Linked DNA regions of Homo sapiens: region 1 is linked to region 2. Evidence: chromatin loops called from intact Hi-C (ENCODE). Cell type or tissue: sigmoid colon. All regions are shown on one strand. Each heading gives the region's core, and the rest is flanking DNA. Links, peaks and the distances in the headings are about the cores only.

Region 1 (5,366 bases), core at 77-5,076, 86 kb after region 2:
ATGGGTGGGCGTGCGGGCAGGCAACAAACAGACTCAAAAGGTGCTTGCCTGAGTTTTGGGACGGGTGGGTGTGCGGGCAGGCAGGCAGGTGGATAGCTTCATCACCAACCACTCACATTGCCACCCTCTCTGCTACCCGCCTGCCCCCAGCCCAACTCACACCTGGAAGTTCTTCCCCTCCAATCTCTCCCTCTTCCAGAATGAAATCCATTTGAAATAAAACCTCATCTGCATTCAGTAGGAATGTGGCCGGCACAAGCCTCCAGGGTCGTTGTAGGCCCTCCACGCAGGACCCCTATAGGAACAGTGGGTCTAAAGGCAGAAGGAAGGGAGTGCTCAGCCATGCTGTGGGCATTTGGGCTCCAATGCGTGGAAACCTATGTGGGTGCAGCAGGGATGTCTGACCCTTCCCAGGCCCTGGGCAGCTTAGCGCTCAGCCTCTCTGAACCTCGTCTGTCTCATCTGACAGCCTTGCTGCTGGTCTCAGGGACCCAGGATGGCAGCTCCACGGGGACATTCCCAAAGCCTGAGGCTTTTCTCAGAGAAGAAGATCTCTGGAAGCCTCCAGGGAAAATGGGTTTTTAAGTTTCATCTTTTATCTTTGTCTTAATTTTCATCTCAACCACTAGCGCTCGGTCATCCTCGGAATACTTGTTTTAGAGATGGGAAGGGCGCTAGCGAATTCCCGGAGTTCTGCGGGAGGCTGTGCACCCGCCTCTGCTTCCCCAGCTCTCCAAGGTCACCTGGTCGGTGGCAGGTTTCTGGGTCTCCGTGGCTTGGAGGGTGAAGGGCCGGGCCTGTGTGCAGATGGCAGGAGAATGCGAACCATCTACCTGGGGCTCAGGGGTGAGCTCGTCTCCTGCAATAACCCCAAGTGTGGATTTCTGGGAGGGCCCGGACCCCAAACACTCACACGGAACATTTGTCCACACAGAACTTCCCTCCCAGCCAGGCAGGCAGGGCAGGCTTCAGGCCACGGACATGCTCATAAAACGAGGGGCAGGAGGAATGCTGATGTTCCCATGGCCACATCCCAGGGCTGGAAGATAAATATTCCCCCAGAAAGGCAGGGATGGGGACACCAGATGAAAACTGCCCTGGAGGCTGCACAAAGGTTTGCGTTTGTCGGGGCAGAGTCTGTGCCTTCAGCGCCAGACTTCTTGGCAAATGAGGAAGTGGTCTGCACCCACCAGGGAAGGGGGCAAGTGGTGGGTGTGGGGGAAGGAGGCTCTTACAGGCTGCTGCCCGCGTCTGACAGTGAGAACCCCTGTGCAAAGGTAGTGAGTCCCCCGTCGCTGGAATTATCCACGGAGAGCCTACCACATGGCCAGGACAGTGGTGTCAAGAATGGCCCAACTCCCTTGGCAGGATTTCTGTGGGGTTGACCAGAAGACCCCGTGTGGCAGAGCCTGGCCCAGGACCGGGCACTCAGTAGGTGTGTGCATGAGACTGATGGAGCCACCACCGCTCCTGATCTTTGTGAATGGTTTACTCAGCCTCCTCCGAGTGTGGGCGGGAAAAGTTGTCTGCTTATTGAAAGAATTGAAGGTGTCTGGAAAAGGGATCCTTTAGCCTGGGGGTGTTCCCTGGATTCCTCAAATCGTCTTGTGTCCAAAGCCTCATCCTGCCCCGCCCCTCACCCCTGCACAGGCTGAGAAGCAGGCCTGGGTCTTCAGATCTGGCTGGCTGTCTTCTGCGCATGCCCCCAAACCAGATGGGACATGGGGTGCAGGGGTGGGGGTGGGCGGGGCAGAGGGACCCCAGGGGTGGAAGCCAGCCGTATTCCTGGTGACGGGGCCTTGTCTTGGGAAGGCTCCTTCCCTTCTCCCTGGGCAGCCCAGGGTTCATGGAACCCCTGCCTGGGCTCCTGCTTGTGGGCAAATGCACCTCCAGGAGCAGCTGCTGCACACGCACCGGACGGTGGCCGCTGAGGGTCCTTTCTGGGCCAGCTGTGAGTGCTGCTGCGTGGCTCCCGTCCAGAGGTTCTGGGTTTTTCTCTGGTTTAGATGGGGCAGGGCCTCTTCTTGGTCCTTTGACATATTTGACATTGGAGGCCCCCGTGAGGGGAAAAAGGCTCCATTTTGTCCCCTGCCTGGTCCACCAGTCAGAACAGATGCAGGATTGTCACATGGTCCCAGGGAGGTGGCTTCTTCCTTACACCCTCCACCCAAGGTCTTCCGTGGCCGGCAAGGCAGCCAAAGATGACAGGACACCGCTGGCCTCAGGCCAAGGGCCATCCTGGCCTCACCAGCCCAGAAACGTGCAGGCTCTCCCCACACCATGGCAGGCCGCAGAGGCAGCAGCGCCGGAGCAGTGATTGGCTCAGAAACTTGGCTTGGGATGAGGCTCTGTGCTTTTGGGAGGGAATCGATCAGTGACAGATGGAGGGGGTGTTGAGCGTCACTGAGTCTCCCCGAGAGTTCCCTGCGCTTTGATGAGTCCTCTGGGCTCACGTGGCTGAGCACACGACCAGCCGGGTCCCCCAGCCTTGGAGGAGCTCCCTGTACACACCAATACGGACACGGTGGCATCCCCGTCTCAGCCTCCCAGCGCTCGCCAGCCAGGGCAGGCAGCCAGGCCAGCACATGGCAATGAACTAGACACTCACCATCTGGAAAGCTTCTGGCCCCCCTGGCTGGTCCACCCGGAGGACACATCGTCAGGCCTCCCGAAGTGGGGGAAAGCTTTGTGCATCCGAGGAGGGTTCTTCTGGAAGCTGTTCAGCCTTGCTCAGAGTGTCCGAGGAGGTGCATGAACTCTGTGGGACACACTGGTGGCTCTGACCTCAGAACCGTTTCTTAATGCAAGTCTTAGAAATGGCTTTGACTCAGTTTTATGAGTCGGTGATGCATGGTAGGGTGAGAATGTCACCCCGGCAGAGTTTTGACATGGCTCATGAGTTGTGTGAGTTAAATAAGAGATGAAGTTTATCGTTATTTCTGGGTTTTTGTGGGGTTTTTTGTTTGTTTTTGGAGACAGTCTTGCTCTATCCCCAGGCTGATGTGCAGTGGTGCAATCATAGCTCATTGGAGCATTGAACTTCTAGGCTCAAGCAATCCTCCTGCCTCAGCCTCCTGAGTAGCTGGGACCACAGGCGCACGACCACACCCGGCTAATGTTTTTAAATTATTTTTCATGGAAACGGGGTCTCACTGTGTTGCCCAGGCTGGTCTCAAATTCCTGGGCTCAAGCAATTCAACCGCCTCCACCTTCCGAAGCACTGGGATTACAGGCGTGAGCCACCGCACCCGGCCAAGAGATGCTGTTCGGGTGCTCAGCTGATATAGGGCGTACACTCAGTGATTCTGTGGCAGTCTCTGCTCTCCCTAAAGCCAGAGGCCCTCACCGAGGCATGCCGCAGTCCCGTCCCTGGTACGCCTTCAGGGAAAGGCTCCTGGGGGGCCCCCAGCCTTCTTGTTCTCACACCGCCATTTTTATTGACACAAAGTGTGTCAACCATATGGAATTAAACTTTAGTGCTCTGGTTGCTTTTTCCTCGTCTTGTCTCGTCTTTCTCTGGTTGTGTGTGTGTGTGTGTGTGTGTGTGTGTGTGTGTGTGTTTTAAATTTCTGAAGCAGTTCTCTTAGCAACCAGAAAAAAAAAAAAAAAAAACACACACACACACACAGCACACTAAATTACAGCCCAGCAGAGGCATCCGGCAACAGAACCTTGCCCCTGGATGCTCCACGTAGCTTCAGGAAGCTCCTTCTCCTGGTGTAGAAATAACTCACTGTCCACCTGCCACAGGGCACCAGCCTGCATCCACTTCTCTGTGTTTGCTTTATAAATCTGACTTTCTCCATGTAGGGCTTCCAAGGGGCAGCTTTCCTCTTTTCTCTTCTTCTGTTGGGTTGGAAATGCTGAGGAAATGCCTAAAGTGACCCTGAAGAGCTCGCTTTTATCAGCTGCCTGGAATCGGGGCCATCCTTGGCAGGGTCTCAGTTTAATTGTCTTTTTATCTCTCTCTTTAAAAAAAAAAAAAAAAAAGTAGGAGGGGGTGGAGTCCTGTTTTTTCCAGGGTAATTACCTCGATGGGTGGGGAGCCAGAGAAGTCATGGGCACTTGTGTCTGATTCTTTTGAACAGAAATATAGGTCGTGTTCAGAAATTCCAGAATGCTGGCCATGTCTGCCCGGGGAACGTGGGTCTGGTGTGAAGCTTATCTGGTACTTGTACGCTTCCCTCCCCCTTGTCTGTCTTACCACATCTGCTAGCTGACAAACAAACTTGGCTTTTTCTTTAAAAAAATTTTTTTTTAAAAAAATAGAAAAGCACAGTGCAGTATATTTAGGCACAGGCGCATGGAGCGCCCAGCACCAGCCCGAGTTTCCTTGGATAACTGGGGCTCGAGCTCACTCATGCCTCCCGGCGTCTCCCAGCTGCCAGCTCGAGGACGCCTGATCCGCGTTAACCCTCCGCGGTGCCTCTTCCTCAATGCCCTGAGCACAAAAGCAGAGTAGCCCGGCTCACATGACGCGCGCCGCGAGAGGTAGCCGGGTTTGAGAGCAGCCCGTCTACGTGCAGTTGGTTCCCAGCTGACAGACAGAATATGGGGTGGGCTTTGTCACCAGCACGCTGGGTCTGGCATGCCCAGCTATGCTCGGAAGTGCACCGTGCCCAGACACCCGCCACCTCTCCCCGGGTCCCAGCTGCTCTAGCACCGAGGGGCCGGGCTGCACGCCTGTCCTTCCTCCCATCCAGGAAGGTTATATAATGAGCGGACCGCTGCCAAAGTCAGAGGGAAAATGAAGTCTTTGTTAAATGCCTTCACCAAGAAGGAAGGTAAGGAAAAAGCTGTCGGGAGCCGGGTGCATGGGAATTAGCAGCTGCTTGCTGATTCTCGGGGTGGGGGAGAGGGAGGACTCCAGTTCCTCCTAAAATTGCCAGTTGTTAATCCCTAGCATGTCAGGGGATAATGACTTTGGTTTGGGATACGGTTTGGTTTGAGTTGGTCCGGAATATAACGCGGTGGAAGGTCTCGCCTTATCGTGTGCTGCTTTCAAACCTTCAGCCCTTGTGGAACTCCATTCCGGAATGGCCATCCGTGGGGACCGTGCCACGGAGTGTGTTAGGAACTAAGTCCTAGGGAAAATAAAGGAAGTTTTGACTATAGTCCTCAGTGACCAGAGGGCTGCTAGGCACTGGCCGAGGCAGGTCGGGGCACATGGCTGGCTGCACCAAATGGGTGGCTACCTTCCGAGCTGCTCCCGGCTCTCCCATCCCGGGGTTGCAGTTACATGGAATGGATGGGAAGGGAGCGTGGCCAACTTTAAAAGTGCACACTCTGTTTGTCATACCTTGTGTAATTTTTATTGTGGGGAAAAAAATGTATAAATAAATGCATGTAAGCCAGCTAAGAAAATA
Region 2 (5,366 bases), core at 195-5,194:
CTCTTGGTCGCTTTCCCTCTCCTCATGCTGACTTTTCATTTTCTGTGTCCTAATAAAAATTAAGCAAAGCATCCAAAAGCAATGGTTTCCTAACCTCCCTCCATACCCTCCCCACATGCACCTGGTGCTTAAGGTCGCAGGTACCGTGGAGATTGAGAAATGATACATTTGCTTATCATAGGAGGACATTTGTACATTAAGACACCAGAGCCTGCTGGGGTTCAGTTTCTTCTTGGACTCCATGTGCTCCTGGCTTCCCTTTCCCCAGGCTGCTTGGATACCTGCAAGCTTTCAGGATAGAGACCCTGGAGTCACATTAGCATTTTGCAAGCCTCTCTTCAGACAGCAGGAAGATGCTGAATGCTGTGCCAGGCGAAGGGAGGGCGAGGGGGCTTCTTGCCATTTAACTGACACAGGTGGATAATTAGGTCATCATCCTCTTGCCGGTGAATCATGCTCCATTAGAATTCTGGAAATAATTCCTGAAGCTTGCTGTGCTACTGTGTGAAAGGGTGGCGGGGCAGCTGTGTGTGTGTGTACACGCACACACATACACATGAGTGACTGATGCTAGGATTTAGCTTTTCTGCTGTCTGCCAGCCTCGCATTTCAGAAGTGCCAAGAGCTTTCTGTACCTCTGTCCACTGTGTGGCCATGTGATGGCCAGCCGGGTTGGCGAGGGGTACTGTTCTATGCTGCCTCCCACTCTGCTGCAACTAGGCCATTTCCATGTCCCCCAACCTTTCCCCCAGACAGTGCCCGTGAGTATTAAACTCAGCATGAACTGTTACACGGGGCATGGGGCTCGACTTATCTGAACTCTACCCTCTCCCAAGAGGCAAGGGACGGCCAAGAATGTCCTTTATCCCTCAGGATTCACAGGTAGACACATTGCCCGGTTTAGAATGGCTTTGGGCAAACCACTGAAAGAAGGTGGTAATTGCCCTTCATTCTTCTCTAATTCTTTTCTGCAGAAAATATGTAGGCCTCCCTAGACATGTCTGGCTCCCAAAAACAAGAGCAAGGTGATGTGAATCGGGGAAGAGCACAACAAGGTGGAGGGTGTAGTGTCCAGAAACCCATGTCTGTGTCTGCTGACAGCCAGGCCTGCGCTCTGAAATAAATGGAGGTCAGGGAACACACACAGTGTTTAGAATGAGAAAAAAATGATGTTGTGCCTGAGTGTCATAAGTCAAGTCATCCAGAAGTCTTTAAAGCATGGCCTTGATTTTATGACTGAGCAACGCATCTTTCTCCTTGGCAAGCTTAAGCAAGCCTCAAGGGAGTCCCCTTTCTCATAGCCACAGCCCCTCCATCATCCCGTCCGTCCCGCGAGGCAGGCAGCCCTTTTGTGGGGTGGGCTCCTGTGAATTCTCTTATGCCTGTTGCCTTTAACTCCCTCCTGGACCTTGCAGCCATGCTCTCGGTATTCTCAGGAGTTTGAGCACAGTTGAGGGCATGATGTCACTCGGGTGGGCTCGGCGGCCAGACCTGCTGATCTGATTCACTGAGTCCCATGTTAGCCATGGGAGTGGTTAGGCACTCCTGGGATGGCACCGTCCCTTCCCATACTTGGATGCAACTGATGCTGAAACTCTGCTGAACAAATGCCTGATAGCTATTCTTGGATTATTGTCTCTCATTATCTGTCCACAGATGGCACCATGAATCATAACTGAAAGAATTAAAATGTTAGGCGCCAGCGTGTAGTTGCTAGGGGATTTTTTTGGGGGTGTGTGTACAGTCTGCTAACATGTGCTGGCGGATTTGGGAACAGCAGCCCTGCACATTTGAGATGAGATTCCCAGTGGCAGCAAAGTGTCTCCGAGGGCCCAACGTCTGTGTTTAAAGAAGGCATCCGTATTTTTGAGGGATCATATTGGGAGCTGAGGATGAACGTGTCCCGCAAGCCAGCAGTACCCAGAAATCATCTGGAAAGTCATTGCCAGCCAATAGCTGTCGGCTTCACCCACAGATCACATTACTAAGATTAGGGAAAGGAAGCTGAGATGCAGCTTGTGGAGAGGAAAGTGCATTTCCAAAGTGAATGGTGTTGTAGCCTACAAGATTCCTGCTGTTTCCAGTTAAATACTTTAACAACTGAATTTTCTTCCTTTTTTTTTTCTTTCTTTCTTTTTTTTTTTTTTAAGACAGAGTCTCGCTTTGTCAACAGACTGGAGTGCAGTGGTGCGATTATAGCTCACTGCAGCCTCAAATTCTCAAATTCCTAGGCTCAAGGGATCCTCCCTTCGCAGTCTCCTGAATAGCTGGGGTTACAGGTGTGCGCTACCACGCTGGGCTAATTTTACTTTGTTTTGTTTTGTTTTATTTTATTTTATTTTATTTTATTTTATTTTATTTTATTTTATTTTATTTATTTTTTTTGTAGAGGTAGGGTTCTTGCTTAAGACCTTGCCCAGGCCGGTCTTACACTCCTGGCTTCAAGTGATCCTCCCATCTTGGCCTCCCAAAGCACTGGGATTGCAGGTGTGAGCTACCGTGCCCAACCCTCCTCTTCATATACTCAGCCTCTTGTGTGTGTTTGCAAGGGCGTTGTGTTTTTGAAAGGCCTTTCTGTGCGAGGCTGGGTTTTTAAGCTTCTCTCTGTATTCCCGGGAAGGCCCCAGCATGGACAGGTGGGAGGTGTGGTGTGATGACCTTTTTCTAGCCCCTGGTTTGAGGGGATGCCAGAAAAGCCTGGGTATTGCTCATGCTCTCCTGGTGCCAGGTGGATTCTACCTGAGAGGAAGACCGAGAGGGTCGGGGGAGGGACTCTGTGTCTCAGCGGAACCCCATTGCACACTTGTTCCTGTGGCTCTGTATGAGCCCCAGAGCCCGATTTCCGGAAACAGGCTGTCCAATGCAGCTGAGCAGGGTGTGCCTTCTCAGGGCCCTGTAACAAGATGCTGCAGTGGCAGTGTGGCTGGGCGGGGCCCTGCACCTGCTTTGAGGGCCCGACAACTCCTTACAGAAATCCCCCACCGCCGCCCTGTTCTCTGCTTGCCGCCCCAGTGTAAATATGCTAAATCCAAAAGTGGATTAATTGAAAAGCAATAAACACTCACAGCACTGCTCTAACGAGAACACCCTGATGCCAGCTGCTTTCCCTAATGAAGTGTGGCAGCATTACCTGAACAATGAGATGATTGTGTGGTTAAACGTGAGTGTTGTTTTCCAAATGGAAATGAAAAGACCGGCTCTGATTGAACCAGAAGCACAGAGAGCCTGGCCATCCGGCAATGACACCATGTAGGGTCCTAATGCCTGCTGCTCCTCGTCTCTGGAGAGGATGCCTTTTTAGGGTATGTTTCCGCATGAAGTCTGGGGCAGGGTTTAGAGCCAACGTCTAAACTCAGAATCTTCTCTTTTAGCCCCCAGATCCCAAAGTGGGAACTCTGAGGCCTTAGCTTATATTTTTAGTGGTTTTTAAATTATTTGCAAGGATCTTAAAAACAACATTGAGGAAAACCATCCCTGGTTCTTTGCTGTTTCTTTCCCTCTTGGTCTCCCTCCCTTCTCCTTTCTCTGTTTGCTTCTTTCTCCTGAACTTTTACCTGCCAGTTACAAGGAACTTAATAATGATCTTTAGAATTTTCCTAATACAGTAAATGCCTTTTGATTTTTTTTTGTTCCCGGAGGAATTGAAATGCAATTTTATGTTATTTAATTGTGTTGAATTTAATTCTCATACCTCCCATCCATTTTAGCACATAGAGCCCCCTGGGTATTCCATATGGTCCCTGAAGGGTCCAAGTTGTCATAATAGGGTCTATCATTTAGGACAAATGAAGGAAAAGAAGGAAAACAAATCTCTTTATATAATAAGTTTCTTCTTTCTCACTGGGATTAATTATAAATTGAATGCCTTTTTTTCTAAACGACATGACCTAACCTGAATTTATTTATAAACATACCAGGAGGCTGTGAGAGGATGGGAGGGTAGGTTTTTTTTTTTTTTTTAATTTCCTTTTCTTTGCTGGAGAAGTGGAGGGGAAAGGAAATGAATGAGGAACTGGCTTAGAATCTGTAGTTCAGTTCCCTGAGACTGTAAATTGATAAGTCCAGAGAACTGAAGGAAATAAGACAGTTTTCCCGGGAGATCTTTTTGTGGTCAATTTTTGTTCCTGTCTCAGAAATTGTTCCCCGATGTGACACATGATAGTGACTTTAATGAAATTGTTAATTTGGATTTCTGTAGAAGCTGACCAAATAAAACCCCGTGTAAACACCTGTATTAGTTCATTTTCACACTGCTGATAGACATACCCAAAACTGGAAACAAAAAGAGGTTTAAGTGGTTTTGAAGGAAGTCTGGGGGTGAGTGCCGATCTTCTGAGTGTGACGTTTCTTGCAGGAGCGCCCCCTTCATTTCTGCAAATGCTGAGGTGTTTAGAGATGTATCATCGTGGTGCACGATGCATCATCATGGTTTAGCATGTGGACTTACAGTTCCACACGGCTGGGGAGGCCTCAGAATCATGGCAGGAGGCAAACGGCACTTCTTACATGGTGACAGTAAGAGAAAAAATGAGGAAGAAGCAAAAGCAGAAACCCCTGGTAAACCTATGAGATCTCCTGAGACTTATTCACTATCACAAGAATAGCATGGGAAAGACCGGCCCCCGTGATTCAATTACCTCTCCCCGGGTCCCTCCCACAACATGTAGGAATTCTGGGAGATACAATTCAAGTTGAGATTTGGATGGGAACACAGCCAAACCATATCAACACCCAACTAGTCCAATTTTAAAAAATGTAGTTGATACCCCATAAGCATGATTTTAGCTTATATAATTTGTTAAACTTCCTTCACATCATTGAATGAAGTAAAATATTTTCTGCTTGCATAAGGTCACGTGGTAAGTGTCACCACCACCACCTTCATAAGCTGACTTCTCTTCTCTTCTCTTTTCTTTCTTTCTTTCTTTCTTTTTTTTTTTTTTTTTTTTTTTTTTTTTTTTTTTTGACAGAGTCTCACTCTGTTGCCCAGGCTGGAGTGCAGTGGTCCAATCTCAGCTCTCTGCAACCTCTGCCTCCCAGGTTCAAGCAATTCTCCTGCCTCAGCCTCCCAAGTAGCTGGGATTACAGGTGCCTGCCACCATGCCCAGCTGATTTTTGTATTTTTAGTAGAGACGGGATTTTACCATGTTGGCCAGGCTGGTCTCAAACTCCTGACCTCAGGTGATCCTCCCACCTCTGCCTCCCAAAGTGCAGGGATTACAGGTGTGAGCCACCACGCCTGGCCACTGACCAGTTCTACCACCATTCTCACTCTTGTCATTTTGGGGTAGGAGATGATGTTCCTGAGCAAACAACAATAGCCATGAGTTGTACTCCCTGGCCCATAGAAGCTGCAGGTGCACTCA

What was found. A loop is a pair of places that touch in the nucleus more often than their neighbours do. Peaks named below come from ENCODE experiments on the same cell type or tissue, not always from the same donor. Only the 100,000 strongest peaks of a DNase experiment are listed, where the experiment ranks them.
Region 1: it touches region 2 in a loop (5-fold over the local background); 3 of 110 quality-filtered maps call a loop at or near these places.

The regions. Positions count from the first base shown.
Region 1 is chr11:70,825,885-70,831,250 of GRCh38, reverse strand. The region is part of intron 11 of SHANK2 (SH3 and multiple ankyrin repeat domains 2); the gene reads left to right. Among named protein-coding and RNA genes, the nearest start is that of SHANK2-AS3, 34 kb to the left of the region's middle. In sigmoid colon, for the core only: no CTCF peak of the experiment used is centred there; DNase peaks (open chromatin) are centred at 2,269, 2,570, 4,450 and 4,664; H3K4me3 peaks cover 1,468 bases; H3K27me3 peaks cover 1,848 bases.
Region 2 is chr11:70,911,679-70,917,044 of GRCh38, reverse strand. The region is part of intron 10 of SHANK2 (SH3 and multiple ankyrin repeat domains 2); the gene reads left to right. Among named protein-coding and RNA genes, the nearest start is that of MIR3664, 42 kb to the right of the region's middle. In sigmoid colon, for the core only: no CTCF peak of the experiment used is centred there; DNase peaks (open chromatin) are centred at 2,864 and 3,264; H3K4me3 peaks cover 723 bases; H3K27ac peaks cover 191 bases.